Regions from separate parts of the Mus musculus genome. Here all the other regions are linked to region 1. A link is a loop called in an ENCODE intact Hi-C map of the cell type or tissue named here. Cell type or tissue: left cerebral cortex. All regions are shown on one strand.

The links. A loop is a pair of places that touch in the nucleus more often than their neighbours do. Peaks named below come from ENCODE experiments on the same cell type or tissue, not always from the same donor. Only the 100,000 strongest peaks of a DNase experiment are listed, where the experiment ranks them.
Region 2: it touches region 1 in a loop (2.5-fold over the local background); 2 of 42 quality-filtered maps call a loop at or near these places.
Region 3: a loop joins it to region 1, with 2.1 times the contacts of the local background. A loop is called at or near these places in 9 of 42 quality-filtered maps.
Region 4: it touches region 1 in a loop (2.8-fold over the local background); 2 of 42 quality-filtered maps call a loop at or near these places.

What each region holds. Positions count from the first base shown.
Region 1 is chr10:7,951,494-7,959,493 of GRCm38, forward strand. It overlaps Tab2 (TGF-beta activated kinase 1/MAP3K7 binding protein 2), which reads right to left and starts at 4,630. Exons shown (of 7, transcript NM_138667.3): 1 at 4,308-4,630. In left cerebral cortex, no CTCF peak of the experiment used is centred here; DNase peaks (open chromatin) are centred at 3,385, 3,645, 3,880, 4,422 and 3 more places; H3K4me3 peaks cover 3,359 bases; H3K27ac peaks cover 2,340 bases.
Region 2 is chr10:8,223,471-8,231,470 of GRCm38, forward strand. All of the region lies in intron 7 of Ust (uronyl-2-sulfotransferase), which reads right to left. 4930573G07Rik (a long non-coding RNA gene) reads left to right here. Exons shown (of 3, transcript XR_003948827.1): 2 at 6,768-6,869. Among named protein-coding and RNA genes, the nearest start is that of 4930573G07Rik, 18 kb to the left of the region's middle. In left cerebral cortex, a CTCF peak has its summit at 4,521; DNase peaks (open chromatin) are centred at 4,674 and 6,824; H3K27ac peaks cover 637 bases.
Region 3 is chr10:7,897,117-7,905,116 of GRCm38, forward strand. No RefSeq gene overlaps it. Among named protein-coding and RNA genes, the nearest start is that of Gm24726, 53 kb to the left of the region's middle. In left cerebral cortex, no CTCF peak of the experiment used is centred here; a DNase peak (open chromatin) is centred at 4,015; H3K27ac peaks cover 1,251 bases.
Region 4 is chr10:8,237,004-8,245,003 of GRCm38, forward strand. The region is part of intron 7 of Ust (uronyl-2-sulfotransferase); the gene reads right to left. The region is part of intron 2 of 4930573G07Rik (a long non-coding RNA gene); the gene reads left to right. Among named protein-coding and RNA genes, the nearest start is that of 4930573G07Rik, 32 kb to the left of the region's middle. In left cerebral cortex, CTCF peaks have their summits at 3,466 (motif pointing left) and 5,539; DNase peaks (open chromatin) are centred at 368, 1,769, 3,438 and 5,554.

The DNA.
Region 1 (8,000 bases):
AGATATGACACAAACCAACTCTCCAGAAAGCGCCCAGTGACACTATACTACAGGCGAGGCTGCTCTAAGTAGCCAAATGAAATGTGGATTTAACAATGCCCATACAGTGCTGGTAGAACTTGCTGCAATTACCAACTCAGCCATGTTTATTTTGCAGAGCTCCAGAAAGGCAGAAAACAAAAATGGCACAAAGTATACATACTCTACTGCTCACAACTTGTGTTTAAATTTACTACTTTATCAGCAGAAACCTTAGCCAATTTATTTTACAGATTAGAAAACAGGTTCAGAGAAGCTAAGAAGTCTTAACTGGCTCTAAATCAAGTGGCAAAGTAGAAGGTGGCCAAAACTAGGATTCAAACAAGGGTGGTAAATTCCAGAATTTTCTACTGAGTCACAAAGTAGCTTTCTAAAGTACTAACAATAGGAAATCCCTACTAATTGAAATTCTGTAACAATTTGTAATTCTGAAGCACAAATACAATTTTGTTTCCAAGTTATAAAGGATATTCTTAGTCTAAGAAAAAAATGTCACTGGATAGTTCTATTTTCTGAAATCAAGACTGGTACTCGCTGCAGAGCTGAGGTCAAACAATGCCCACTGCTCAGCCTCCATGCTTTCTTTCCTTGTGTTTTCCCCAGACACATTTTACTCACTCATTACATCTCTACCTATAAACTATATGAGAACAATTTTGTCTGTGTTCAGTGTACTACATCTTCAGGATTTAGGTGTCCCAGACACTACAAGCAGTGCTTAATAAAAACTTGAGAAGTGAATGAAAACTTGGTACCCCGTAGGGATTTGATGCTCAGTAGCACGGCTCTCATTCCTAACCAGGACACTATGTGTATAGTAAAACTTCTGCAATGGAACTGCTGATTAATATGAGGGAGGGCAAGGACATACCTGTAAGCACTGCATTGAGGTCAGCGCTCAAATCAAGACCCCATCTCAAACAAACAAACAAAATGAACAGGGTCAATAAAATAGTCACATTCAGCAAAACTTTATTTATCAAACACCACTGGGAGATAGAGATAGGGATCTACATAAAGTTTTGAATTAATGTACTTTTAAACTGGCAAAACCTAAAAAATATCTTACAGAAATCTTCAAACATCAACTTGTCAGCTAACAATCCTCAGAGTCAAGAAAATCTAAGTGAAATATGTAATTCCCTCCCATTTCCTTCAAAAAACAAGACTAGTGTGGGTAAAGCACCACTTGTAATAAACAGGCTGCTCTGAGATGAGGATACTCAGAAAATGACAGAGTCTTCCCCTTAATACTGGCCTCTGTTACCAAGCTCACAGCTGAGTTTAGTGATTAACCAAAGAGAATGCACAGTACCTAGCAACTCCGGGAGTACTTAGGGCTTGCCTTTCTGAGTAAGTGTGTATTCTTGACTTTTTAAGGGTCAGAATAATTTGGACATAAAATTTTAAAATACTGGCAAATACTTAGGGGACCATAAGCCAGAGGTCAATAATGTGAACATATATTTAATTTTCATTTTATTTCAGTATCTCCAAATCTCTTACTATCTGAATACAGTGTTAAGTGAAGACACACACAGCTTGTGAGCACCCATCAATAGAAAAAAACTCTCCTCAATGCAGTCCAGCAGTTACTTTGCTATACTTGGCAGCCATCTACTCCCCACACTTCCATATTCCTGCAAACTGCTCATCCAATCCTTTACTAGCATCTTCCTCGGCACACCTGTCTCTATTATCGCATAATCCTGATTTAAAGAGTTCTTATTAAAAGAAAGACAACATAAGTCAATCAAAACAAAAAGCATTACTTCTGTTCTCTGAGGCATGTGATATAATGAAATGTAAACGTTACTCTATGATTTATAATCTACATTATAAATATTTCCAGGAACTTTTAAAAATATAGGAAGGCAAAACTTCTTTTCTAAAGTATCCTGATATTCATAAAAATAAGCATTTAGTGTGTGTGTGTGTGTGTGTGTGTGTGTGTGTGTAACTTCAGGGTTAGAAAACCCATCCTACTGGAGCTTTACTACCGCATGCCTCATAAACAAGCAATCTCTGCTATACTTTATGCTTAGTTCTCAAAATGAAGGTGGCTCACTGAACCAGTTCTTTGGGAATTTTCCTTACATAAAAGAGGAATAAAACTTTTATTTCTGTCAAGGCACAAAGCCAATCATGTTAAGACCTTTGCCAGAGCATAAAACACTCAGTAGGGACATAATTGGGAGTCTGGGCAGTGCGCACCTAACTATGCAGAATTTGCCTCACTTAAATAGGTGTGGTAACTACACATCTTACCACAGCCTTGGCTAAAGGTAAGCACCTCTTTCCACAGCTGACTTAAAGTCTGCTCCCTGAGAAGCATTGTCATTTGCACCGTTGATCATTTCATCTACTTATGAATTATACAAACACAGGTTCTATTATGAGAGGTCACAGAGAACATTTTGAATAGTGGTATTTCCCAGTGTCCTTTGGAAACCATTCTAACTCAGAAAAAGCTATCTGATGAAACAAAAAGAAAGTTGAAGCAATGGCATATATTCAGTGGCTAACATAATAATTGCCATATTCAACTTTCAGTTTGATTCTTTAAGCCTGAAAACATAAAGCACTCTCTATTACACACTGGTGTAGGGGCAAGCAGAGGTTCTGAATCACTGGAATTTTTGTTCTATTTCCTGCTAATACACAGATAGTACCACCATTCAACATATTCATTCCACACACGTGTTAAAAGCTGCAGAAGCCTTCGTGGACTATCTGGATACTAACCCAACTCATGAATCTGACATTTTTTCCTAAGGATTGGAATTAAAGTAGCTAGCTAAAGCATATAGTAAAAGAAAAGGCAACTGTTCATTTATTAGAAATATGTATGGTTTCAAAAAGGTTTCAAGTTGTACAGTTTTAAAAGTAATCATGGATTCACCTTTACTAAGACATTAAGGATGCTTCTGAAAAGGCATCAAAACTCTTGCTGTACCAAGTGTGGTAAACAGTGATAACTAAAAGCCAAAACCAAAACCAAAACCAAAACAAACAAAAAAACCAAAAAAAAAAAAAAAAAACCAAAACAAAAAACAAACAACCCTCTTTTGTACCCAGTGAAATTCCTAGCAAAATTTGAAGCTGCTTCATGAGCAACATCTCCTTTGAGTAAGCTAGGACACAAAGCCATTCCTTTTATAAAATGGCAATCAACCTAACCCTACGATTTGGCACTTTACTAACTTACCCAGCACTGACAAAATGGATGCAAAGCTAGAGTGTCTGGCTGCTGCCTCGAATACTGCATTTGTGTCCAAGAACTTTCCAATGACTAGAAGCCCATTTACCAACAGCCTGCAATGCTTTTGGGAACCCGAACTTCACGGAGACTCGAATAAAAGCTCCAGGAGGCTGCAAGTCTCCACCACTCTCCTGAAAACCCCTCTTATCAGAAACATTTGAAGAATTCCTCCATAACAATTAAGCTGACTTGAATGGAAACTTAGCATCTCAAATATACTATATATGGAATGAAACTTGGCCAAACACGTAAATACAAACTCACACGCTCCCTGACACTTTCGGCCTACAATTATGAGCCAAGGATTCTACAGCATCAGCAACAGACAGATCCACCTGTCACCTGTCAGCAACACCCAGGGACCCTTGTTAAGTCTTCCTCTTCCAACCACTATCTCGGGGCAAGAAAATCAGAGTAGTCCTGTGGACTCTAAGGGGGCCCCAACCTCTTCACAGCGGGGCGTGCTGCCCATTTGGAAGAAGGCTGCAGACAAGCAAAATCGGAAAGCAAAGCGAGAGAGGTGCTTCCTCTTTACCCTGCACTTAACTTCCCCGGCTCTCCCTTAACTCGCGGGCCCCGAAGTCATCGTTATCCAGACCTGGGTTCCCCCAAAGGCGTCTGGTTCCCTCCCTCCCACTTCCAGATCACAGGCCTGGGGGCGGACCGGGGGCCAAGGCACCCCCACCCCCGGCTCTCTCCGGCGCTGGGCTCCGGGGCAGGCCCGGTCCCCCTCCCCCGACGCCCCGGAGCCCAGGCCAGGCCCCAGGCTCCCCGCCCCCACCCTCCCCGCAGGACTTGGGGGGCCTCCCTGCGCCTCGCCACCGCGGGCAGGACCCGGGCGGAGCGGCGGACGAAGGCGAGGAAGGCGCGGACGCCCCGCTAGGGCTTCGCGCGCCAGGCAGAGCCGGTCCCCGAGCCGCTGCAGGCGCGGGGAGCCGGGCTGGGGGTGGGGGGGGTGGGGGGTGGGGAGGGATCCCGCCGAGGCCCCGCAGCGCCGTCCGCTTACCCTTCGCCGCCGCCGCGGCTTCCCCCTCCTCCTCGTCCGCCGCCGCCGCCTCTCCCACTTGGGCAGCCGTCTCCCCCGTCGTCACCGCGGCCGCCGCCAGCGCCGATTCCACCCGGCAGGGGGGACACCTCAGCCCTCCCTCCCTCCCCGCTCGGCCCCCTCCGCCCGGCCGCCGCCAACTCCCTCCGGCCGCCGCCGCCGCTCGCGGCTGAGGGGGAGGGGAGGGGGTCGGCCTGGGGCGCCCCGCCGCCGGCGCCTGCCGCGGATCAAAGCGATGGCCGGGGCGGCGTCGCCGCGGCCCGCTGCTCGGCTCCGGCTCGCACGGCCGCCCTGCCTCCCTCCGCCCCCACCCCCCTGCCGCTCGCCTGCCCTCCCCCCACCCCCCCAGCTCTCGCTCGCTCGCCCGCTCGCGCCGCGGCTCCGCCAGCCCAGTCCGCATCAAAATACGGCCACACAATATGGCGGCGCGGCGGCCGGCAAACACCGCGAGATCTGAGGCGGCGGCCGTGACGAGGCCTCCCTCCGCCGGGTGGCGGGGATGCTCTGTCCACGCCCCACCTCCGCCAGCCGCCGTCCCCACTCCCGGCTCGCCGTGGCCGGAGGGGACGCGTCCCGGCGCGGGCTGAGGAGGAGCACGCGGGTCCCTCACGCTCGGACGGGGAGGGAGGGAGGGAGAGAGAGAGGAGCCGAGCGGTGCGCGCGCCGCCGAGGGCCTCGCGGCTCCGGAAGCGGGTGGCGGGCTGTGCGAGCAGGGCGAGCCGTGCGAGCCGGCGGCCCAGCTCGGGGAGACGGGCGGGACCCTGCAGGCCCTGACGGGCCGCGGGGCAGGTGGGCCTGAGGCGGAGGCGAGCGCCGGGCCTGCGGGGCTGCGGGGCCGCGAGCCGGACACACCCCCTTGGAGCCGGGCCGCGCCCAGGCCGCGAGCTACCGGGTGACCCGGGAGGGACGGCGGGTCGGATGGAGACCGGGCGGTGCGGGACGCGTCCTGGAAGCCGCGGGACCCGAGCGGAGTTTGGCTCGGCCGCTGGACTTTCCTTGATCAGCAGTGGGGGCCCGCAGAGAGAACGATCTAAAGAATCAAGCGAGTCGTTGCGATTGTAACTGCACGTTCCTAGAAGACCTAGAAGCAGAGCCAAAGACACTTTAGCTTCGAGGGGAGACGCGGGGGAGGGGACACTTCTGGTTTCTATCTTCTTAAAGATGTGCTTCGTTTTCCCTCGGGGTGGGGTGGGGTTGGGTGGTGGTGGTCAACGTTCAGATGTTTCTCACAATGTAAAATATTTTAAAATCTTGGCGGTTTCATATGGCAAAAAAAAAAAAGGCTTTTTTTTTCTTCTTCTTGACCCTGTCCAAAGTGTGCATATCGCTGCCAGTTTCTTCCTTGAAGAAATTCATACTACCGAAAAAAATCCGGAAGGACTATTTTTATTATTCTGTTATCAGTATAAGCTCCATAGGTGCTTATTGCTTATTGTTTTTAAAGCCCCTTTTTTAAACACTTAAAACCCTTTCACTTCCTTTTTACACTCAGTTTTACAAAGTACCTGAAATATTGGGGTTTAGCTCTACTTAAAAACTTTTAGCCCGCCAGAAGTCAGAGTGCTAATGATTTACAACATTGGAACTTTTAAATTTTTCTCTCGGTTGACATTAAGAAAGTAAAAGTATATACTTTGAAAAAGTGTTTTTTCTGTGTTCGAAGTAAAAGTAAATTATAATTCACATAGTAGATGCTGTTTTCATTAATTCACAGTAACAGACGCCATTGAGCCCTAATACTACAGTTCTCTGAGGAATTATTTCCATAGTCAGTGTAATGATTTTAGATAAATTGAAGAAATTATTAAATAAACAGTACTTCTCTTAAACTGAGGCACAATTCGAACATATACTGCTGAAATAATAGAAGTGGATTAAGAAAAAAATAGTTCCTGTTCAAAATTTGTTTTCTGAAATGTACGTGTACACATTTTAATAGAAATATATTTTCCATATAAACAAATGTAATGGGTTTGAGAAAAGGAAGAGAAGATATAATCGTACATCATTGCCCAAATTTGAAGAGCTTGGATCTCTAATGAAGAGAAAGCCCCAGATAGCTATGTAGAGGAAAACTCTATGAAAGAACTAATGCCTTTAAAAACAAACAAACAAAAAACAAAACAGAACAAACCCCTTCTGGGATCTTGTAAGAATCAAAGATCGCAGATTAAAGGATGCTAAAGAGCATGACATCCTAATGCGACATGAGACCCCAAGGCGGATCCCTTGCTGGGAAAGAAAAGGTTACAAAGTAGTTTGTATTGGGATAACTGGGTAAAGTTAGGTAAAGTTAGGACTACAGAGACAATGTAAGTATTATGTTATCTTTAACCTTCTGAAATTTGTTCTTCATTACAATATTCTTAAACACACTGAAGGGTTAAAGAGGTAAAAGAACACAATGTATAAAACTTTACCCATGTGGCTCAGAAAAAAAAATATGTATATTCTATATGCTTTTTCTGTGTGGATGTATACTTCCTATCTGCCATACACATACAGAGAGTGGTGATAAGTTTTAAATATTGGTAATTAGAAGCATTTTAAAAGTCATATTTGATGAATCTAGGGCATTTGTAGTGTCTCAAAATGTTTTGAAAGTTTGGTTATGAGCTTGGCCTTTATCGGGTAACATCTGCCCGGTTCTCAAAATCACTTAAGCCTAAAAGATCTTGCAATTTCTGATAAGTTTGACACTATTTCAAAACAAATACTTTTAGAAAGCCAACCTGGGCTAGAGATGCATTGTAGTGCTAGAACACACACCTGTGAGAGGCCCTGGGCTTCCGCCTCAGCACAGCAGTAGCAGCAAAATAGAGGAGGCCTTTCAACTCCTAGGGGCTTCCTTGGCTCAGCAAGGGGAGGCATTTAATGCGCTCCAGATAGATGGTCCCTCCTCTTATTTTCTCCCTACAAACAAACTGGAGGTTTGGCTTATCTGGGTATGTTTTCTAACATTTTCAGTCTATTTGATTTGGAACATAAATAACTAGGAATGTCTTTATATAGTTGATAATTATGATTTCTGTTTATAGAATTGGTGGATAGTCCCCTCTAGCCACAAGACTAATGAAAATAAGGGCAGACTGTGTCTTCCAAGTATTCTTTGTAGTAGCTACAGGAAACTGGATAAAATTCAATTCGCCATTCAGAACATTTTAATGTGGTTTTGTGCTTTCTGATTGAGCAAGCACCTGTGATTATTTAAATCAACTTAAAATTCATACCCACAGTTGCACTGCCCACATTTCAAGTGCTCAGTAAACCATGCATTCCATCTTCACAGAAAATGCTGTTCCACAGAACTGGTAGCGGAAGAGATTACACTTTATAAATAGCATCTGCACAAGGTAGACGGTGATAGTCACCATAGAAGCATAGGAGAGGAGATAGTACTGTGCAGGGCGTGAACACAGGAGAAGCAGGGCAAGCTTCAAGAGGAAGACTGCACGTGGCAGGTGGAGGTGAAGCCAGAGGGTTCCAGGCAGTGACAGCTTGAACAGTGTAGGAGAGAAGTGAGAGAAACACTTACTTTGGTGTATCTATAGCATACAAGATATAAAGGAAGGCAGAGCTGCGTAAAACCACAAATGCTGAGCCTAGCCTGTTCTTGAGGCAATGAGAGCAACGTGAGTTTATACTAGAGAAAGA
Region 2 (8,000 bases), 270 kb after region 1:
TAACCTCGAGAATAACCGTTTCCCACAGATATGGCTGTGTAGGACCTACAGCTCTGGTAACAGTAGGGCTTCACTGACCATGAAAGGAAAAGCTTGCTGCCTGCCTAGTCCCAGCTTGTAGAATCCACATCATGCCATGAAGGCTGGCCTTTGAACTCACCCTTCCCATCAACTCCAAAGCCCATCATCTTTCCCTGGGGAACCGAGACCTCCATCTTAGCTGCCTCCCACCCAGCTAAAACACAGGACCAGCTGTTGCCCTAGCTCTGGTTTAAGATGCAGAGGTTCCTGGATCTTTAAGAAACAGTGAACCGGGTGGAGAAGAGTCAGGAGGACACATGTTGGTACTCACATTCCAACCCCCCTCACACACCATTTTTCTCTCTTATCTCTTGATTTCCAGCATTTTTGCAGAATTAGTCATTTACCATATAAAAACTTGGAATACTGACGTATATTCTCTAGGGAGTATAGTGATAGTGGCTTACCTCTATCTAAAGAAAAGTTCCTGGCTTTTATTTTGGTCACTTAATTTTGAAGGAATTTTGAAAATATACTTTATGGAAAGATATCAACGAGGCCTAACTTCACTCCTGAATCATGCTGGTGTTTTCTTCTCGGCAAGGAGCCTCATCAGTCACCGGGAACAGTAAATAGGCACATGTCATTCCAGCATTCCTACAGGATTGGGCTATGGAACGCAAGCACAAGTTGGACTGTCCACACCTACCAAACCTAATAAATCAGTGCCCTCTGGATGTCACGGCAAGGAGACTTTATTAGGTGCCACCTGTAATCACTCAATTAAAAACAAATAAAGGATGCATGCTTAAGTCTTGGCCCTCACACGGAAAACAGCTGCACTGCTCACATCTGGTTTGGCTAAGCCACGATCCTGGTATTTTAATCTTAGAAGGTGAGCACGTTAGCTGCCAAAGAGTTAAGGCATTTTGTTCTCCAATTAAGGGCAGTTATGCACTAATGGAAATGATCTATGTGTTCCCTCATATAATGAAACCATCCAATATATCTGTGCAGTTGCTCCGAATGGTCAAGCTTTTTGACTTTATGCTTGGTCTTTATCACAGCAAGATAATGTCAATATAACTAGAGATTAGAGAGAGACAGCATGCTAGTTTTTCAGGGCTTGAAACTTACATAGCTATTACATTGTATACCTCCTATATGCCGAGCAGGAAGGACTGTGTGCATATTTGCTTGTGTGTATGTGCTGGTGCACATATATCTCACAGTGGGTTTTTAAAGGACCACTGATAAGAACTTGGCAGTCCCCTTGGTGGACAAAAGAAACACTGTGGAAGCAAGGTTAGTAATCTTTAGAGAGAGAACCTGGCAGCAGGACAAACCACAAGTCGAACCCAGGCTGGCATCTGAATGACTGAGCTCTTCTCTGGCCTTCTTGGTCAACACTGCCTACCATGCAGGGGCTTAGAGGGGCAGGGAAGGGACAGAATAATGGGTGCCTTATCATTGCTCAAGGGACCCAGGGCCTTCTCCTCTTGCTTTCATGTCACTTTGACTAGAAAATTCAATCATTTTCCTGAACCTAAGACACTTTCCCCACCTTTAACATTCAGTGTGTTTATGATATGAGTTGGAAATGTTCTTAAGAATTATTGGTAACCTTATCATACAAACATATGTATGACTAACTGTCCAAGCATTTTGAGGTATGTCAACTTTATCACTGTCTTGTGCTTACACAGTTCCTCAAATGCAATGGCACCATCCTATAAGTACTGTCTGCTGTCCTTTCTTCGCTTGCTTCTTGTTACAGCACATGTCCCATGCCCACTCATGTTATTATGTGCTTTGGAAAGCATGCTCTATTAGTTTACTTGTGTGATGTTCTTCACACTGGAGCATCTTATCTACTTAACCACTGTCCCATTGTGTGTGTGTGTGTGTGTGTGTATGTGTGTGTGTGTGTGTGTGTATGTGTGTGTGTGTGTGTGTGTGTGTGTGTGTGTATGGATGCCCAGAAGAAGTCATTGGATCCCTTGCAGCTGGAGTTACAGGTTATGAGCCCTCTGAGTAGGCTCTGGGAATCAAATTAAAATATTTTAGAAGAACAGGATGTATTCTTAACTACTGAGCCATTTCTCTGGCCCCCAACCTCTTATTGTTGGATAGTTAAATCTGGTTTTGCCTTACAATTGCAAGCTATAATGAGAATATCATGGTAGTTTCAATGCAACTGGCATCTACTCTCTCTCTCTCTCTCTCTCTCTCTATGTATGTATGTATGTATGTATGTATGTATGTATGTATCTATCTATCTATCTATCTCTCTCTCTCTCTATCTCTATCTATCTATCTATCTATCTATCTATCTATCTATCTATCTATCTGATTTGAATGGCTTATGGTATACGGGTATTTTTTCATCAAGAAGTTGAATAAATTAAGATATTAAAGATATGTGTATGTGCTATAAACACAGCACAAGAATACAATTTGATAAGATTTCACAGCTGTTATAATCATCAACCACCAGGGCCACAATCAAGATCCAGGATTTTTCCATCAGTTGACCAGCTATAGACATTTTGAAGGCTCATGTTATACAGCATCAAATTACTTTTAGCAAGGAGTGGTGTCTTATGACTGTAATTCTAGCACTTAGGAGGTGAAGACAGGAGGACCAGGAATTCTATACTTCTTTGGCTATATACTGAGCTTGAAGCCAGCTGGGATTGCATAAGAACCCATCTCAAAAACTCCAAACTAACAATGTTAGCAATAAGTTATTATTAATCAATTAAGTAATATATTATTAATATACATATTCTGAATATGTATATTAATATACACCTGTACATTATATGTATACGTAATATACATATCCATATTCTTTTCCCCCAGGTTGTATAGTGGGCTACTAAATTGGCATTTTCTTGCCTTCTTCCCTTCAGGGACTTCTATATTGCTTAGCAGTCACTTGTATAATGAATAATAACAGTTTAATAGACAATGTGCTTGCATTCTTAATGTGAATATCTGCTATGACTTGTTCTCTAAACAGCCTGTGCTAAAAGGAAAAGGTAGAAGATTTAAAGAGGAGGGCCTGTAGCAGTTTTCAATCTGTGTCACAACCCCTTTTAGAGTGACATAGCAGATATCCTTCATATTAGATATTTAATTATGATTCAAAACAGTAGCAATATCATAGTTATGAAGCAGCAACAAAAATGATTTTTTGGTTGGGGTCACCACAGCATGAGGAACTGTATTAAAGGGTCACAGCGTTAGGAAGGCTGAGAGCCACTGGCTTAGAGAGAGGATTTGGGGTGTGTGCTGTTCAGGAGCCAATGGGAGTCTGTTTCTCTCTTCTGTTTCTTTGCTATGAGGTGACCCACTTTGCTCTGCAGGTGTTCTCGCCATGATGTGCTAACACCTCCCGTCTGATATCTGATCTTAGGCTAAACCCTTGAGCCCAAACAAACCTTTGTACTTGTTAGTAGTTGGCCATCTCAGGTCATTTTAATAGTAAAAGGAAGCTGAGTGAAGAATACTATTACTGAGGTTGGGATTATTATTCAGTATCTTATTGAGTACCTGACTTTTTCTCTACCTTTATCTGTTAATGATTTTAGAATCACAAGATCATATATTAATAATACGATCAATATGAACACAGTGTCATGCATCATAGTTGCACATATAACTGCTACTTACACACATTTAAACATGCTAAATAAATGCTACTCTCCGTGGAGGCATGAATAGATTTGGCTCCCACAAACTCACGTGTTTGAAAGCTTGGGCCATGGGGAATGATACTATTAGGAGGTGTGGCCTTAATGAAGGTGTTGGCTGTGAGGTCTCTATGCTCATGCCCCACCCAGTGTGGAATTCCAGTCCTCTCCTGCAGAAGACAATCTTCTCCTGGCTGCCTTTAGGTCAAGATGTAGACCTCTCAGCTCCTCCAGCACCATGTGTGCCGGGATGCTGCCATGCTTCCACCATGACGATAATGGACTTAACCTCTGAAACTGTAAGCCAGGCCCAATTAAATGTTGTCCTTTATAAGAGTTGTCATGGTCCTGGTGTCTCTTCACAGCAATGGGAAGCCCAGTTAAAATACTCTCTTTATATGTAGATGTCTTTTATGACTTTTTAAAATGTTTTATGTTGGCCGGGCGTGGTGGAGCACGCCTTTAATCCCAGCACTTGGGAGGCAGAGGCAGGCGAATTTCTGAGTTCAAGGCCAGCCTGGTCTACAAAGTGAGTTCCAGGACAGCCAGGGCTATACAGAGAAACCCTGTCTCAAAAAACCAAAAAAAAAAAAAAAAAAAATGTTTTATGTTTTCAATTTTCATTTTCCTTATTTTGCATATGCATAAACTTATATGCATACACATCTATGCATATGCATAGTGGAGGAGGGACCTATGGAGATCTGAGGATGACCGGTAGGAGTTGGTTCCTGTATCTCTGCTTCCTCTGTGGGTCCTGGGGCTTGAACTTGGGTCATCAGGCCTACCAGCAGGTGTCTTTACTCACTGGAGCATCTTGCTGGCTCCTTTTTATATTGTTTTTCTGCTTAACAAATACTTAGCATCACCCCATCACCAAAATAAAATTGTCATTTATACTTTTGTGTATTTTTTTAACGCTCTATTTTCAGAGCTTCTAGCGCTGGACCATCTGGAGTGAGTTAAGGCTCCTGGCATAGGATGAGAGGACTCGTTCTCAGAGCAATTAGTCAATGTGTTTTTCTTCTTTGTTTACTCATTTGGCTGGATGCTCTTTACTGTACCAGGCACCACTTTCACATGGCCATCTGCCTCGCTCTGCTCACCCTTGGAGCCTGTGTCCCCTCCAGTATTTTAAAACAGGAGCTTTCCAGTATTCTGGAATCTTCTAGGGCAAAATTTCTTCTCAATTAAAAAAAAAAAAGAGAACAAGAAAGAAAGAAACGAAAAATCACTGGCCATCTCGGTCTCTCATGTTTATTTTTTCCAGATGACCCTGAGGATCATTTTAAGTAATGAAAGCACATGGTAACTTCAGAAAAATGCCATTTTTTTTTGCAACAGCCCCTCCCCCATCCATCTGCATGAATATGGATTTCCTCAGGGTTTGCATTTCTGTGGTGGTTGATGTTGCTCTCTAAGCAAAGTTTGGTGCCCACACTGCAAGTGGAAATTTGGGGCTTGAATTTCTCTCAAGGGCTAGAATTATTAAGGAGAAATTCTGAGCCAGTTTGAAACATGCAGCCCGAAAAGTGGGTGAGAGAGCACAAAAGATTAGATTTCAGAAAACCAGGACTTTGAGTGTTTAAAATGCCCCATAAATCCTTCTGAAGATGTGTTCTCTAACTGACTACCTCACATGAGCATGAAGAATCCTTGATGGAGAACATTAAAGAGGCAGAGGCTACCATGACAGCGTCATTTGTCACATATTCTCCAAGTCACCGTTAATTCAGCCTTAGCAATGACTAGTAAAACATGGTTAAGCATTAGGCACCATGTCATACCACTGGCTTGCTTGCTCCATTTCACAGATGTGTGGAAATAATGTCTGGCTTCAATTTGTATCTGAGATCGGGGGTACATGTATTTTTTACTCTAGGTTTATTTTTAAAATAAACAAGAGCAAATGGGGATCTGCCATGGGATGTGGTCAGTCAACTTCATGTGACCTCAGAATTTGTATTAGAAAATAACTCCAGTTACTACTTTCAAAGGTGAGTTTCAAAATAACACAAGAGGAAAAGAATTCCTTACCAAGTCTAACCAAGGAGCCAAGATGCTCAAATCAGGAGGCATCAAATGGGTAATCTACTACCAACATAAGGTCATTATTGCCACCATTCCTTCTGACATCTCTGAGGTTATCTGTTCTGTTTGTTCATAGGAAACAGATGCTCAGAGACACTAAGGAATTTGCCCAAGGTTAAACAGCTGCTAAGAACTGGGAGAGAGCACAGCCCAGACTGATGACTTGAGTCCACCTCCTGGGATCTATGTAATGGAGGGAGAGAACTGACTTCACTAGTTGACTTCTGGCTTCCACACATGTACCAGAATGAGTACATGTGCACACAGATGCTAAATGAATGAATAAAGGAGTAATGTAACTAAAAATAAAAATTAGGAAGAATTAGAAACCATAGGTTAAAATCTTAGTACACTGGCTATGGAGCCTGTGTCTGATCTCTGTATCTACAAATCCAAGGCTAGGAGAAGAAAGTTCAGAGATAGAAGTAGTACTTTATGAAAGATATCTTTAGTTTCCCAATAGAGTGTCAAAGTCAAGGTCAAATGAACCAGAGTTCCAGAGAATCAGCTACTGCAAGGCCAACTGAAGGGTGTGTTAGCCCTGGCTTTGTCAGAGGCTGTAGGAGGGTTAATAGAGGTTGGCTTGAACGACTAACAGACTGCTCTGGGATAGCCTATGCTAACAGATAACATGCATATTGCCAACCAAGAGGGGTCTTTGAGTAGACTTGATTACCCATGAATTCTGCTCTCCCCTCCCCCAAACAGGACTCTGATCCATAAATAGTGTTGTGAAGATGTACTCCAGACCCTTGTATTATAGATGCACTAAAGCTATGCATGGATTTGAGAAAAAAAAATCTCTATCACATAATTCTTGACAGTGGCCTGGAGGAAATAAGAGTTGTTGACAGCCACATGCCTAGCAATCTGGCATCTGTGTTTTCTATGGAGAGCAGGGAACGATTCCAGAAAGTTCTTGAGCAGATTTCTGAGAACATTCATTTTTCTTTCAAGGTATAATCAAAAGATTGTAAGCTTCCCAGCCTGGGTGACTGCAAAGGGATGGGCCGGAAGGACATCTGCACCTCCTTAAATGAAAGCATGAAGTCTCAGAAGGTAACCACGGAGAAGAAGCTGGGATGGAGTCCCTCCACTCCCAAGATCCCACTCTATTCTCCCAGGGATTGCTAGCTTTGTGAAGTAAGACACTGTGAGATTTCCTAGTACTTCCTGGTCCCCTCCCAGGGCACACAGCCAATCAGAGGAGAAGTCAGTGTCCCCAGGTTCCTCCTGGTATCCACATGTACTTCTGAGTAAGTGTTCTGTTTGCCATTCTTGTGTCTAGAATTCTAGAATGTTGGGATATTATGGCTCCCCCTGCCCTCAGGGATTGTCGGCTGATATCTGTCTATGAGAGCAAAGAGAAAAGAGTCAACAGATGAGGGCTGTGTTTGGAAGCCCTGTGAGTAGGTATGGTGAAGAAGAGACACCGGGACCAGCTGCAGGGAGACAAATTCACTTTATTTGGGTTTTTAAGGCTTATATAACTTGGGGGGTTTGGAGGTGGTGGGGGTAGAAATATCCAGGATGGGCAAAGACTTAGGCTATAAGCATTAGCATGGCAAAGCATTTCAGGAATCTCAGGTGCTAGCTGAATGGATTCTTACTGGGAGAAAAGAAGTTGAACCTGTAATTTAACTAAGGTTATGTGCCATTCTGCATGTAGAGGCAATGTGGGGACTTTTTGAACTCCCCAGTAAAGGTCAATGAAGTGTGTCCTCCAGATAGCACTGAGCTCTGGAAGGCTAGCTATCCAGACAATGGCAGACTTCCCCCTTAATTAGCAGGGTTTTCTCACAGGATATCACAGATGTAAAAGCCCCATCTGCTCAGAGACAACCTGCTACTCTAAAGTATGCCTGTGAACCAGTGATCCCCTTTTCCTTGGTTCTCACTACTTCTTTAGCAAGGAGTAAAATTTACCCAAAACAAACAAACAAACAAACAAACAGAAAACAACAAAAATGGAAAATAATCTAGGAGGACCTTCTAAACCAGTTTCAGAAGAAATAACAAAGTTCAAAATAGGCCCTAAGTGGTAGCCCCACGAGAGCCTGTACTCCCCGCTGCCACAGTCCTGGGTCTTAGCTTCAGCTCTTCTAAATCTCTCTGAATAGGAAACCAGCACAAGGTGGTAAACACAGTGCCAGGAGAGTCACGTTCGTAATGATGATAAAAAGTCCATAC
Region 3 (8,000 bases), 54 kb before region 1:
GTGAGACATGCAAATGAGGTATGATAATGAGGTTCTGTAAGGTACTGAGAGAGAGTAGCCAATCAGATGAGGAACATGCAAATGAGGCTTAGTGTATAACCAATCCGGGTGTGAGACACGCCCCTCCTAGGCCTATAAAAGCAGCACCAGTTCTGGGCTCGAAGTCTTTTCGCCTCTACAATCAAGCTCTCCCAATAAACGTGTGCAGAAGGATCCTGTTGCAGCGTCGTTCTTCCTGGCCAGTCGAGCGCGCGCAAGAGGTTACCTCACTCAGGGTGATATTTTCTATTTCTATCCATTTGCCTAAGAATTTCATGAATTCATCGTTTTTAATAGCTCTCTACTGATCTGAACCATCTGATCATGGTTGGGAACTTGCTGGGCAGCCTCCAGGCTATCATTTAGGGAGCGTAGCTGATGGTATTTTAGCTATAGGAAAATTGACCAATTTTTGTGTTTTGGAAGGACTCTGGAAACAGAAGAGCCAAAGGTGAGGAACAGCTTTATGAAGAGAATCCAAACTTTGAGAATGCCTGATGCCTGGCCCAGAGCATCTCTCATATCCCACCCCTGGCAAAAACCAAGGCTGGCTGTGTAGGATTATGAGCCCAGTTGTGGTGAGAGTCTGTAATAAGCATCACCTGTCAATAAACAAGCCAATAGCCAACGAGCTGAGGCAGAAAATAGTAGGTGGGACACTGGCAGGAACAGAGAGGACTCTGGGAAACAATGAGAGAATAAAAGGAGATGCATAGAGAGATGGAGATTGGAGCAAGATGCTGAGAGGGCTGGGAAGACTCGAAGGAAGAGGGGCAGAGAGTGAGGAGAGGTAAGCAACTAAGTGGTAGACAGAGTAATTTGAATGGAGCTAGTCAGGGAGTGAGCCAGGGCTGATGGCCAAGGCATTTAATAATAAATAATTAGTCTTAGAGTAGTCATTACAGGATTTTGGGTCAGGAAAGAAAAACTTAAAACAGTGTTTTTTACACTGGGGTCATGAGGCTCCTTCCCTGATTTAAAAGAGCAATCCTGTGTGAGTGGAAGCCTAAGGTTCCAGGAGATCAGGGATCTGGGTATTTGCTACAGTATTCATGTGGACAGTTCCAGAAACTGGATATAACTCATGAAGGCATAGTGTGTGTGTGTGTGTGTGTGTGTGTGTGTGTGTGTGTAGTGGTTTATGTACTATTATGTACTATTAATTCAAGTGAAGTTTTACATAAGACATTTTAGCGACAGTAAAGATCAGGTTGTTCCTCGGCAGGAGGGTGATTGTACTTTCTAGTTGTCCATTGGATGGGGCCTTATTCTCTATTTTCTGACTCCTATGGGATCTCTGGTTGGTGACTTGTATGCTTCTGAGCCCTCCCTCCCTTGGGGAAGGAGGTGCTTTTCTCATGGGTGTTTGTTCTACATAGTAGGCACTTCTTTTGCTAAAGCTTCTTTTAAACAAATATTTATGGTTTTAAATTTCTATACACTATGGATTAATGTTTGTGTCTCTATTGTAAGTCAGGCTTTGAAATCTGATCACCAGGGCTCCTGAGGGACCTTTGCAAGGTAATTAGGTCACAGGGCTGAGTGAATGGGAGTGGACCCTTGTAAGGGGCATGGATCGGAAACACATAATCCCAGCACTCGGCAGGCTAAGGATGATAGTGAGTTGGAGGCCAACCTGGGCTACATAGGAAGACCAACAGAGTAAAACAATATAAAGAGGCCCAGAAGCCTGACGTCCCCCCTATGAGGGTAAGGCAGGAAGAGTCTGATTCTGTAACAGTTTTACCCAACTTGAATAAGTGTTATCTTGCTTCTGGGCTTTCCCAAGCTTCTAAAACTGTGAGAAATGTTATTAATTGTGTTAAAGCACATGGAATGGACTCTATATGAAAAGATATACTCATGCGAACTATATAGTTTATATAGGATAGTATGTTCCCTCCATGAAGTTTACATTTTTTTAATATTGTACTTTGTGTGTGTTGAGTGGTGGCTTGTATATGCTTGGCCCAGGTAGTGGCACCATTAGGAGGTATAGCTTTGTTGGAGAAGGTATAGCTTTGTTGGAGGAAGTGTGTCACTGTGGAGGGTGGGCTTTGAGACCCTCCTCCTAGCCACATGGAAGCCAGTCTTCTGTATGCCTTTGGAACAAGATGTAGAACTCTCAGCTCCTCCAGCACGTCTGGTTAGACGCTGCCATGCTCCCACCTTGACAACAATGGACTGAACCTCTGAACCAGTAAGCCAGCCCCAATTCAATGTCCTTTATAAGAATTGCCTTGGTCATGGTGTCTGTTCACAGCAATGGACACCCTAACTCTGACATCACCGAGGGAGTCAGTGCTCTTCTGCCATGGGGGTACTGGAGACTGACTTCAGGTCTCCAGAACTCACTGGCCCGTGAGTATCGCTAAGGGCCAGTGAGTATCTCTCTCCTCATATATAACCTTGCTACAGTGAGCATGTAGCCCATTTTAATCACCCCCAAAGTCTGTGTGTTTCTCTCTGCAGCAAGTCCCGTCTTCTAGCCTCAGCTTGCTGTCACTGTAGAACATTTCTGTCTTTCCTGCGGATGATACCAGACAAGATGGGGTCTTCTGTGTCTGACCACCTTCATGCAGTACGACACACTGCAGACCTATCGACATTGCATCCGCCTCTGCCCTTGTAGTACTGAGCTGCATTCCAGTGTATAGATGTTCCAGAATCTACACCTGCCTCTTGATGGAGGCATTTGGTTATTTCTAGTTTTTAGCAACTATGAGTAAAGCCGCCATTGACATTTGTGTGAGTCTGTGTCTGAGCTGACATCTTCCTCTCGGGCGGCGACCTCTCATTTCTTCAAAGGCAGTGCCTCACAGCTGTTGAAGGCATGAGTGGAGCCAGTTGATTTTCAACTCTTGCCCAGGTGCTATACTTTGTGATCCCAGTCCCTCCGTATTTCAACTCTGCATGATGTCTGTTCTTTGAGTTCTGAGGATTACATGAGCTAATATTTGGGAGGCAGCAGTACCTAACGCAGCTCCCGTCCGTGCCCAGCTTGTCTGCCAATGTGATTGCTTTGGGTGAGAGAGAACTTTGTGGAATGTGTCACTTATGCTTGGCACCTTCACTACCAAGCTAAGCAGCTGAGATCATGGCCACTTAAGTGGTCAGCATCTTGACATGTCATCTACAAAGTTCACGTCTGGAAACTTCAAAACTGAGTTACAAACCAACCAACCAACCAACCAGCTCCCTAATGTTTTGAGTAAGTTTATGGTTTTGTGTTGGTTGCCATTCTTAGTTATCCTGGGGTTCATGTGGCCTTTCAGGCCCGGGTTGGACACAGCTGCCAGGTGAGAAACCCCACAGTGAACTCAGATGCAGAGCTCTTTCTTCAGCATCAAGGCCCAAACTGTCACTCACCGCACATGATATGAGAAGCAGTGCCACTTTCTGTGCTTGGTTCTTGTGGGTGACACAGATGCCGAGAGATATGTTGATGAGAACCCCTGTAGGATGGAATATTCACACCAAAAAGAGTAACGTTTAACTGAAAACATTAGATGTATGACTAAATAGCCTGGAGACAAATGTATGGATGAAGAAGAAAAAGAAACAGAAACAGACAGCCACCAGACAGGGTAACTGGAGGTCAGCTGGGCCCAGGCGGACCACTATTTGATGACCCCTTGATGGAACAGCTCCTGTATGTTCTAGCAAGGAATCTGAAGCACACAGTGTGTGCAAGTCCAGAAACCAAGCCACAGCCTGTTTCCCGAGTAAACCAGCACACCGACTCCCTTGCTGAGCAGTAATCTCTAAGGTATAGTAGGGACAGCTGGGCCCTCAGAAATGGAGAACAGATTGTATTAGGGAAGACATAGTTGCTTTGCCCAGAGTAGGAAGAAGGAAAACGCTACCACTCAATTATATTCTTTGAGGATGAAAGGCAGCGTTTTCTTGGCCTCTCAGTATCGTGCCTATTAGAACCTGGAGGAGCTGCCAGTGAGGCATTATGTAATCAAACATCCCACTCAGGGAATGGTTACTGCTAGGCACACCAACGCTCTGCCAGAATCGAATTCTAGGGTTGTCAGGTTTCTGTGCTGGAGACTTGCATTTGGGCTTTCAGAACTCAAACAGGAAGCCAGCACACTCTCTGACAAGTGCATTATTGACTAGGGACAGAGAGGAGACAGGCTGGAGTTAACGGGGATGCAGGAGTAAAGCCTAAAAACAGTGTACTCTGGTCATTAGAAATGTAGCGACTTACATTCTGGGTCATTCAGGACCATGACAAAATTCACTTCCTCTTCGATGCAGGGAACTGGCAGCTGTGCCTCTCATCAGCTCAGTAAAGCTTGGCTGTCTAGATTCACAAGGCATACGTGCTGCCCTGTTCCGAGACCACGATGGCAGGTTAGCACAAGGCCATGGCAAAGACTTAGTGAAACCACAAAGGTAGCAATTAGGACTTCAAGCCAACTGCTATAATAAGCCACAGGCCTGTTTCATGTCACATATTACATGGAGTCTTGGTTACATGGACTCAATGTACAAATACACTCGTGGTTGCTGTTTTTGTCTGAAACCCATCTTTCTGTCTTTCCTGGGACACAGGAATGACAGGGTTATCATACACTTGACATTAAGCTTTTTTCTTCTCTTTTCTTGACCAGTGAGTCTTCTTTGTAAAAATATCCTCTCATGTCCCTCTCTGTTCTAATTCTCTTTACCCCTCTCTTTAAAAAGGCCAATTTCCAGCTTTGAAATAAAAATCAATTTGACGTAACAAAACCTAGGGACCTTAATTTCAAATGGCGTCTTGTGATGTTTTAGAGTATCCACAGGCACGTACGTCTCACCAACACAAGCTGTGTAACTAATAACATTACTAATAATTAACTAATAATTACTAATTATTAACTACTGGTGAATGCCATCCTTACACTTATGGATCCCACTCTACTTATATCGGCATTCCATTAGTGGTCTAGCCTGGAAACCTATCATTTATAAGATAGCTACTATGGGGAAATACATGAAGCTCCAAGGCTGCCCTCATTGGTGAAGTTGAATAGATGTTGAAAACATTGCTTGGCTTTCAGATTAACAGTCATCACCATTGCCAGAAATAGTTGGCATATCCCTTTAATCCCAGCATTCAGGAGACATAGGCAGGTGGTCTCTTGAGTTTGAGGCCAGCCTGGTCTACAGGGTGAGTTCCAGGACAGCCAGGGCTTCACAAAGAAACCCTACTTCAGAAAACTTAAGAACCCCCCCCCCCCCAAATCACCACCATCAACAATTATCAGTCTCTATGTCCCTTATTCCACCAGGGAATAAATCTAGGGTCTTGTGCATTGGTGGGCACATCACTGATTACATATCCAGCTGACATCTTACCTTGTGTGTGTGTGTGTGTGTGTGTGTGTGTACTCTATCAGAATACATGTACATAAAGTTGTCAGAACACTTCAGGGATATGAGGGGAGGTGCAATATAGAAGGCCCTCCCCACTTTAAAAAACTTTTATGTGGTGTGTGTGTGCTCACACATGGGATGTCAGAGTGACTTTATGTGGTGTGTGTGTGCTCACACATGGGATGTCAGAGTGACTTTATGTGGTGTGTGTGTGCTCACACATGGGATGTCAGAGTGACTTTATGTGGTGTGTGTGTGCTCACACATGGGATGTCAGAGTGACTTTATGTGGTGTGTGTGTTCACACATGGGATGTCAGAGTGACTTTATGTGGTGTGTGTGTGCTCACACATGGGATGTCAGAGTTACTTTATGTGGCGTGTGTGTGCTCACACATGGGATGTCAGAGTGACTTTATGTGGTGTGTGTGTTCACACATGGGATGTCAGAGTGACTTTATGTGGTGTGTGTGTGCTCACACATGGGATGTCAGAGTGACTTTGGGGAGTCAGTGTGTCTTTTCACCATGTGGGTCCCAGGGATGGAGCTCAAGTCCCCAGGCTTGGCATTACCCGCTGAGCCATCTCCTTAGCCCAGTGACTTCACAATCCTGGCCCTGTCCTTGACTGGTTAAACTGAATGAGAGCCAGGGCAGACAAGGCAAAGGTGGAGATGTGCAAGGTCTCTCAGGGAAGCGACAAGGCCGACTTAGAAGTCAGAGAGGCGTTTATGGAATTGATCCTGCCGAGGTAGCAAGGCAAGCCCAGTGGACCCCCGAAGACAGGAACCTGCAGACGAGGCACTCTCTCTGGCTCTTCTCTCTGCCTCTTCTGTAACGTACTACAATGCTGGAACAGGTTAAGTCCCAGGCGTGGAGTGGGGAGCCAGTTACAAGCCTATGAACCCATGGCGGCTAGGTTCCCAGGTGGGGCTGTCTGTAGCAGAGAAAGGAGATGAGGGAATCTGCAGCGAGAGGCAAGGGAGTGTTGGATTTTAGGCCACACGAAAGTGCAAGTGGGCAATCCCCAGAGTGTCTTTTGAATACAGCATCTGTCATCCTGGAGAAGTAATTTGTTATACTTTGTTATAAAACACATACTTCCTAGACAGCTGGACAAGCAACAGAAACATGCACATGATCTTTAGGCCACATTTACATTATCCCATGTATGCACACCCATACGCATACCCTGACATTAAAAAAAATTTAAAAAATATCTCTGTAAAAAAGCAGGCTGGAGGACAGCTGTTGGTAATGTGGTTCCCTAAGAGAACCCAACTTCAGCCCCTACCCCCACTCCACCCGGCATCTAGGTGTGCTGGCCCACACTTAGTGCTAGGAAACCAGCTCTTGGAGGATGACTGTCCTCTGGCCTCCATGTACACCCCTCCCCACCCACAATCTCTGAAGAGCAACCCACCTTTGACATTGAGAGGACCTCAGTCTCCGTGACTAAAACACCAAGTGATCCACAGAAATGAAATGTCCGTAGACCCCAGCAGTGGTGACGCACGCCTTTAATCCCAGTACTCAGGAGGCAGAGGCAGGCGGATTTCTGAGTTCGAGGCCAGCCTGTTCTACAGAGTGAGTTCCAGGACAGCCAGGGCTGCACAGAAAAACCCTGCCTCGACAAACAAAAACAAACAAAAGTCTTTAGGGTAACTGACAAAATCAAAATGCAGGGCATCTCACGTGTTAATTGTGCTGTGGAGAAAAAGGCCTTGCAAGGCAGAGGAACCTCAGGGCGCTCACACTGGGGGACCCAATACCTCTAGTCTCCGTGGGCACTACTCACACACCCTGCACCCAGACACACATTACATGGACTAAAAGCAGGCAAATGGCTGGGTACAGTGCACACAGGCCTTGAGAGGCTGAGGCAGGACAATGAGCCTAAGGCTAGCCTAGGCTACTATGCAGCAAGACCTTGTATAGAAAAGCTACAAAGTGCTGGGCTGTGTTGGCGCACATCTTTCGTCCCAGCACTCAGGAGGCTGAGGCAGCCTGGTCTACAAAGTGAGTTCCAGGTAGCCAGAGCTACACAGAAACCCTGTCTGGAAAAGAAGACATAAAAAGTAAAAATGGTGACTTTAAAAATGTATTTTTGTTTACAAAAACTTACAACGTGGGTCTTTGTATGTTAGACATGGTAACAGAAGGCAGCTGCTACCTTGAACTCTATGTTTGTGTGGATGTGGATGTGTGTGCTTATGAGCACACCATACCCACGTAGAGTAGTTAGAAGACAACTACCAGGAACTGGTCATTTCTTCCCACCATGTGGATTCTGGGGACTCAACTCTGCCTGCTGAGCCACCTCATCGGCCCTGGCTAAGGTTTCAGCGAGTTCCTTCAACCTGGAATAGAGCGTCAGTGTCTTAGGGTGGTGGCACATGCTCCTGTCATTTCTAAAGTTGGCTTCCAGACACTGTCCTGTTCAGGCCTCCTCCTATTCTTTGGCAAAGAAAAAAATTTCTCTCACTAGGTTTCAAAAACTCAAGGTAGGCCTTCACACACAGAGCACGTCAAAGACGCCAGCAGACATACATGACTTTGCTTGTCTCCAAGTCTGACTATGAGAGCTCCCTTC
Region 4 (8,000 bases), 290 kb after region 1:
CCTCTGTGCTTGGATGTGATCTCTATGCAGAGCCAGTGAAGGGGGTAAAGCCACAGCCCAGAGTACAGAGACAGTCCTCAAGTTCTCTGTCAAGAGCCCCATCTGCATCCTGGGTGGGTAGAGGCATTGTGGCATAGGCCATGAATGGTAGAAGACTAGGAAGGCCTTATTAATATCAGCTGCCCATCTCCAGGGTCAGGTCTAATCTTGGCTCATGCTTTAGAAGTGGGGCAGCTTTGTAAATGAGCAGGGAAGTCTACAATTGTAACGTATGAGGTATAAAGTCATCCCTTGGTCATCATCTCACGCAGTGCAAAGCATGCGACTGTCAGTGTGATTGAAAACAACTTGGGGTGGAAGCCATTACATTCTAAAGCAGAGGAAAATAACCTCAGAACACAGATGGCTGCTATCTCCTCCACTTCTCTGCCATTAGACAGCTTTCATTAGGGGAAACGACTCATAAACGGGGAAACTTTCCCAGAACACTGCAAATTTGGAAGGTATGGTGGAGTGTGCATTTGGGGTTCTCTGTAAGGGAAAATTGGGACCCAGAAAAGATCAAGGCCCAGGGATGAAGGATGGGTTAGAAGAAAGTGGTCTAAGAAGAGGATCCCAGGGTTTCTAGAGGACCAGGCCAGGGAGGGATGGGAGCAGCTAGGGAATCCTCAATTCCCTCACCACTGGGCATGGCAATTTTGGAGGTCGTTGGCTGGCGTCTAGAGGAGGAGAGGGAAATCCCAGAAGTCACTGCCAGGCCCACAGAAACTGATGGGTGCAGGCAGAGAAGCTGGAAGGACATCGAGGGAGAAGAACTTTGGGTGCAAAAGCTCAAGACTGGGAATTGCCCCCAAGCACTGAAAGGAAGCGAGAGCCTCTCCAGTCAGGATAGGAAGCGGGCAGGGCAGCACACCCGAGACTGGTGTGGATGACATGGGTCTATGTTACATCACAGGAAGGGTAGATGCTGTGGCCTTGTACAGACTGAGGCAAAGAGAAGTGTCACTGAACCTGAGAGGACTCTGGGCTCAACTCGGGGAGTCAGGACCAGCAGGCATGAGCCGCTGCAGGCTGCAGTAACCTGCTCTGTTTTGCATACCATGAAGGCTTCCACACCCATGTGACAAACTCCTACACAACCTTTAAGCCAGGGCCTGAATACCCCTACTGGAGTCATGTGACTCCAGACTAAGGGATGCTATTGTACTTGGTTTATTTTTCACACCACCCTGTCCCAGGGCTGGCAGAATTCAGATATCTAGATTTATATCTACACATGTTTAACGTGTTCAATATTATTAGAAAAATCAATGTTCTCAGCTGAGTCCTCTGTGTCGCCATCACTGTAGAGACACCTCACAGAAGACACTCTAACCTAGAGGAAGAACGGCCTTAAAGCAAGAGCAGCAGACAAGCAAATGAAAACTAGGTTTGAAAACAATATAGTCATGGTCGGTGCTATTTCCAATAAAACAAGCAACAAGAGGAAGCAGATAAAACACACAGAGAGAGGAAACTTGCCTTCCCCCCCCCAGCCCCAGTGTGGTGTGTGTGTGTGTGTGTGTGTGTGTGTGTGTGTGTGTGTGTGTATGTGTGTGCCCGAGTTAGGCTCTCATCTAAGCTTTCCTAACATATGCATAGAGACTGCAGGCACATAAGATAACAGTCCTATAAGCTGTATTGGGGTGCCAGGCTGCAGTTACAGGGTCCCATCAGCCCTTGCAGGAATCTATTCTCTAAATATAGCACTCCAGGCTTCTGAGAGCAAAGGCAGAGAAGCTCTTCCAGGCAGTGGAATTTTCCACTTTGCCCCACAGCCACTGATGCGTCATCGGTTGTACCTAGGATCTAGAACTTCCCTCTATCTCCCTCGGCCATCAGAAGGTGCCACATTTTCAAAGTGGCTTAACCAGAGGTGACCTGTGGACATTTCTTTCTTGTTTACTTTTCTTCCAGTATTAGGACTCGAACCCATGGCTTCATGCTGCCAGGTAACTATACCCTCAGACCTTATGATTTCCTTGTGGTTTTCTTGCATAAACTTTACTTTGACTGCGACCATTTACAGATCTTGTCTTCAAGCTTTCGCCTTCAGTGGAAACACACCGTGAACGCGTAACAACCATGAGCCCGTGATGGTGAGGAGGATTTTTTAGAAGGACTCGGCTTTGTGGTGTTTTGTGGTGGTTCTGGGAACTCAGGCTTGAATGTCACCTCTGTTACTTGGGGTCGTAGCACTGTACATGGGACTCGCTGACTGGGCGAGGGTTACGGCCCCTTTAAAGCCAGGATCCTTGTTTAGGAAAGGGAAAGAAGATTTGCTTCCTCACCTTAGAGGATTCACTCAAAACCCAGCAAGGCTGGCTATGTGGAGCTGTGTGAGCTTCTGAAATTCGATGCACATGACCCCTCTTTAGACGCTGTGGCAGGTTTGTGATCCAGGACCATACTCAAGAAAGGATAGATCATGAGTCTGCTTGTTTGAGCTTGGATAGGTACACATAGACACACGTAGACACAGATATATATATATACACAAAAGGATACACATATACACAGACATATACACTCATATAGACACACACAGAGACACATACAGATAGACATACACACACATTCATATATAGACAAACACACAGAGACCCATACATAGGCATTCACACACACAGACTCACAGACATACACACGCACACACGTACATACACAGTCACACAGATTTCATAAATACACATACACTCATATATAGACATACACATGCACAGACACACATACATACATAGTCACATACAGACATACACAGATACACAGACACATACAAAGACACACACAGAGACACACAAATACGCACACATACATACCCACATGTGATCCACTGTTAATATTATTAGAATCTGAGCTTAGGACTGAGCTAGTGAAAACTATCTGGAGACTATGGATAGGAGATGAAGCATGAGAAGAGAGGGGTCATACTATCAGCAATGATAATTATCTAAAGAACTTCATTGGCTTCTGAAGTTATATTAATTTCTTCTGGCATTATTAAATTACTTTAAGGTTCCAGGAATTTTCAAAGCTTTTGTTTTAGGTCAGCAACAATAGAAAATATGAAATAAAAATGGAAATGAAAGATGAAAGGCAGCACCTGTTTAATATGGGTATTTTAGAATTGTAGATAGGTGTGTTCTGAACTAACAGTACATATACATGTGTGCATAAACATCACATAGAGACTAACTGGAGATGAACATATTTGATTGTGAACTCCTACACCTCCAATACCAGTGGCTCCCATAAAATGCAAGTTAGATGTCTAAAGTTAGTGAAATTTCAGGTTGTTTGAACTGGGCTCGCATATCTATGTTCAGACAGTAAGGATGATTCCTCTGCTCTGCAGGGGCTGAGTTTTGACTGGAAACCATGGGTATCTCCTGGAGAAAATAGAGCAATGCTGCCCCCTGCTGGAGAAAGGCTAACAGTGCCTTAACATTCTGATGGATGTTTGGCTATGGAAAACAAACTAGCAAGACAGAAACCGTGAATCTCCCTTCATTAAAATCATCATCATTGTAATAAATATTTGCATTTGGGCATGCATTATCTATTAAATGGCAGGTACACCGCAAGACCCAAAATTCAGCACCAGTTAAGGGGAACTGGTCCCGAGTCAAATCTCAATGGTGGACTTCATTTCAAAGTCCTAACTCTCGGACATTTCTGGTAAGAATTCAGACAGTTTAAGCAAGTTCCTACTGACTTGGATGATATGTGCTCTTTATCTGCTGATCAGGCATGTCAGTGTGGCAGTGTTTCCAGTTAAGGGTCTCCCTTGAGAAACACAAAATTCCCCGGAAGAGAATGCTTCCCCTTCTCCTAAGACAGAAATAGAGAAGTGTAATGTCTTCACGGCAGAAGGGCCATAGTCACAGATCAGCTGTAACTGATGAGCTAAGATGACACTCCTCCTTTCCTCTTCTCTTAGTCTTGCCCATTTGCTCGTCCCACCTCTCTCTCTCTCTCTCTCTCTCTCTCTCTCTCTCTCTCTCTCTCTCTCACACACACACACACACACACACACACCTCATCTTCTGCCTTCCTTCACGCTTCCCTCCTTTTCTGGCTATAGAGATTACAGCGAAATCTAAAGTCATGTTTTTTCACAGCTATGCCTGATGATAGCTCATCACTGAATGCTCAATATATCTTAAGGACTATGGATTCTGCCCCTTTAAGATAGGTAACATTTATGCACATTATACAGACGGGGAAGGCTGAGGCTTCAGGTGGGTACCTTGCCATGGCCATACTGCTAATAAGTGACCATGCCTTCTGACAACCTTTAGTTAACCACCACGATAAACACAGATGGCATGGAGAATGAAGACTAGAAATGACCAGCAGGGAGATCTTTGCCTTGATCACCCTGGTAGCAGCAGCCCCAAGGAAGATAGAATTCTGGACAGTGAGCCCTCTCTAGGCTGCAGATACAGATGGATGATCTCCATCACCACACAAAAGGCACTGTGGACTACCCAGGACTACGAGAGGACTGTGGGAACTGGGGGCTGAACAAGGAGCTCAAAAGCACACCGCATGAGACCTTAGATCTCAGCGAGACAAACCCTGAAGGTCACACAGTAAGAATGTCACTGTTCAGGCTACACATCTGACCCAGGGCAGAGAATATGCCAGGAGAGCTTCCTGGCTCAGGTTAGCACTCTTTCATAAGAATGACTTTTAAAAAATAATTATTATTCATTTATTTTATAAGTACACACCAGAAGAGGGCATCGGATCCCATCACAGATGGTTGTACACCACCGTGTAGTTGCTGGGACTTGAACTCTGAACCTCTGGAAGAGCACTCAGTGCTCTTAACTACTGAGCCATCTCTCCAGACTTCAAGAATGACTTTGGTTATATAGAAACCAAGCATTCATTCAGTATTTGTTTTAATTCTGTTGGATTTTTTTTTCTTTAATTTCTAGATTGGTAAAAACTAGACTTTAAATGGTGTGGTACACCATTTAAAAATTTTCTTTTATGCATCTGTTACTTCTAGCAAATGCTCTCATTTGAATACTGCAATGCAAATTAACTCACAAACACTGTAATACTGATCAAAGACCTTGAGGGGTGGGGTGGGGGTCTAGCGGTCACTTATAGACAATGAACAAGCAAAAAATCTAGCTGGCACAACATTTGACGTGTCCTTTGTCATCCTTACCTGTAAAACGTGCGAACATATTTTCTAAAACAGCCCCTTGTAAATGGACTTAGTTTGCGAGGTTAGTACTTGAGTAGATGGTTTGGAATTTATTTTGATGGCTGCCAACTGTGTTCCCCAAGCCTCCCCTGAATGCCTACTGAGTTTCCCATCATGCCCCAGGGCTTATAATTACAATGGAAACAAGAAGATGAATACTGAAGTAATTCTAGTAATGGAAAGCATTTCAAACACAAGGTAAAAGGAGAGGACACGTGAGTTCTCAAGCTTTTGAAGAAGGAAAGTTATGGGTTTCACCAGGCCACACAGTTCCGTCCACCAGCTAGGTGGCGCTATTGAACAATACTAACTTGGTTACTATTGAACAAGACTAACTCAGTTACTGGTCCCGCCAGAACTGCTTCTATTACATATAGTCAGGTGCTCTTTGTTTTTAAATTAACTTGCTTATTTATTTTAGCTGTTACCATCAATCCCTGCAACTTAGCATGCAAAATGAGGCCTGAGAAATTTCTGTCAGCTCACAGTATGCTAGGTTTGCTTGCTTGCTTGCTTTGGTGGCACTGGCGATCACACTCAGCACTGTGAGCATCGTAGGCAAATGCTCTCCCACTGAACCAACATTTCAGGGCTTGGGAGCTGAGGAAAGGAGACACAGACACATTAAAATTCATGGCTCAGAAATACCGCGGTCTTTCTCTTCCCTTCATCGTAAGGGGCTTCGTACAGAGGGACTATAGACTTCTCTAGGTTGGCTTCTGTTTTTCTTTCAAAGGGGGCAGGGGTAAAAAGTAAAGATCATGGGGATTTAGCAGAAAGAAGAAGGGGTGTGTGATGATCTCATTGTAAACCTGATTGAATTGGGTCATCATGAAAATATACGTTTGGGTGTTTTCTGAAGGTGCTTCCTGGAAGGTTCAATGGAGGAGAGAAAACCATCTCCTGGTGGCCGCTACCATCCTGTGGGGTGGTGTCCCAGACTGAGTAAAGAGAGGAGGGCTGACCACTGGCTCTTTCTCTTCTTGCTTGCAGACAGCTGAGGCAACGCGAATAGTGTGACTGTAGGATCTGGGGATCATAGCCAGGCTGTAGGCCTGCTAGGAAAGAGCTCGACCAGCGAATTGCGCTATCAGCCCTAGAATTCTTGCATACGGGGAAGCTTCAGGATTCTAGTGTGCCGTCCACGAGAACAAGGCATTCTGGTGTGGACAGGTAGAAGAGCGCTACACGCCCTTTCACCTGTCTGACCTTTAACCCACCAATGCATCATGGTGACAGAGCAATATTGCACGTTGTGTCTGCAGAAGTCTAAATAGAACAAGAGGTTGGTCAGGAGTTTCTGCTTAACCCACATCCTCTACCTTGGGGGACGCGGAGACTATTAGGACAGAGGAACCGTTTGCTCCCTTGGCCTTCGGCGTCATTGTAAGGGAATAGCAGAAGACAATGCCAAGCCACCACAGTACACAGAAGTTGCTGAACTCTCCGTCCGAAGTTCATTTGGTCATGCATGCACACACTTCACATCAGCAGAGAGCTAATCTGGGGTCATAAATTGTATTGCCACAATCTCTACTCAGTAACTGAGTTTAGAACAGACAGCAGGGGTCTTGGGAACCCCTTCTGTGCCAGGAATTATTCTTTTTTTTTTTTTTTATCACTTTGCTCTTGGAAAAGAGCTAGGGCACCCCAGATGCATCCTGAAAACAGATTCGATGTACCACACCACGTAACCCCATGGAGCAGCTGCACCAGGCTTCTGGAAGCTTTTCATCCTACTACACAGGAATACCAGATGTCCCTGACTCCTCCTGAGGACTTTACCACATCGTTACTGCCAAAATCAAAAGGGAAAGAGTTTTAATTTACTGGTGGGAAGACGGTAGCTGTAGGTCAAAGAGCTAAGGGTGACCCAATCTTCACAGGTCTCCTCTACTTTAGTGAGTGTGCTTACAGATCGTGGGGTCAAGGCCCACCGTTTCAGAGATGCCATCCATTTAGCTGAAGAAAATAGAAAGTTAATTCAAGCAGCAGCTAGGTGCATGCCCCTTTGGATACACTTGTCATTGGAGGCTTATATGTGTTTAAAAACAGATGTTTTGTTTTTTTGTTTTTCGAGACAGTGTTGTAGTCTTGGCTGTCCTGGAACTCACTCTGTAGACCAGGCTCACCTCGAACTCAGAAAACCGCCTGCCTCTGCCTCCCAAGTGCTGGGATTAAAGGTGTGCGCTACTACTGTCCAGCTTAAAAACAGATGTAAATGGCTTCATATCTTGCCATTTAACAGATGTCTGGATAAATATGTGTCACCAAGATTCAGTCAGCTCTTTATCCCCACCTCCTCTCTTTCTCCTGTCTTTCCTTCACTTACAAAGAGAGGGTGGGGGAGGAAGAGGGAGGAGAGGAAGAGAGAGAGCCAAGACAGACAGACAGAGGACGGGTCCACATAAGAATGCCTGAAGTCTTCCTTTACGACTCTAATGTAGGGTAAACCCTCTCTAGGGCTGCACAAAGAGAGGGAGGCTCACAGTGTCTCACAGAGCAGTCATCAGACACAGCACCATGCTGACACCCTTCCCATTCAATAGACTCGGTAAACTCCTGCATGTGTCTGTTATCAGAAGGACAGAGGGAGCTCTACTTCCAAAGCCCAGCTATTGAAGACTCATTATACGTCTAGCTCTTCAAACCGATTTTCTGATAGGAAGGCTCTCAGCAGGGCTCACCTTTAGGTTTTCAGGCACATTCTTACATGCAGATAAATTAGATTTTCATT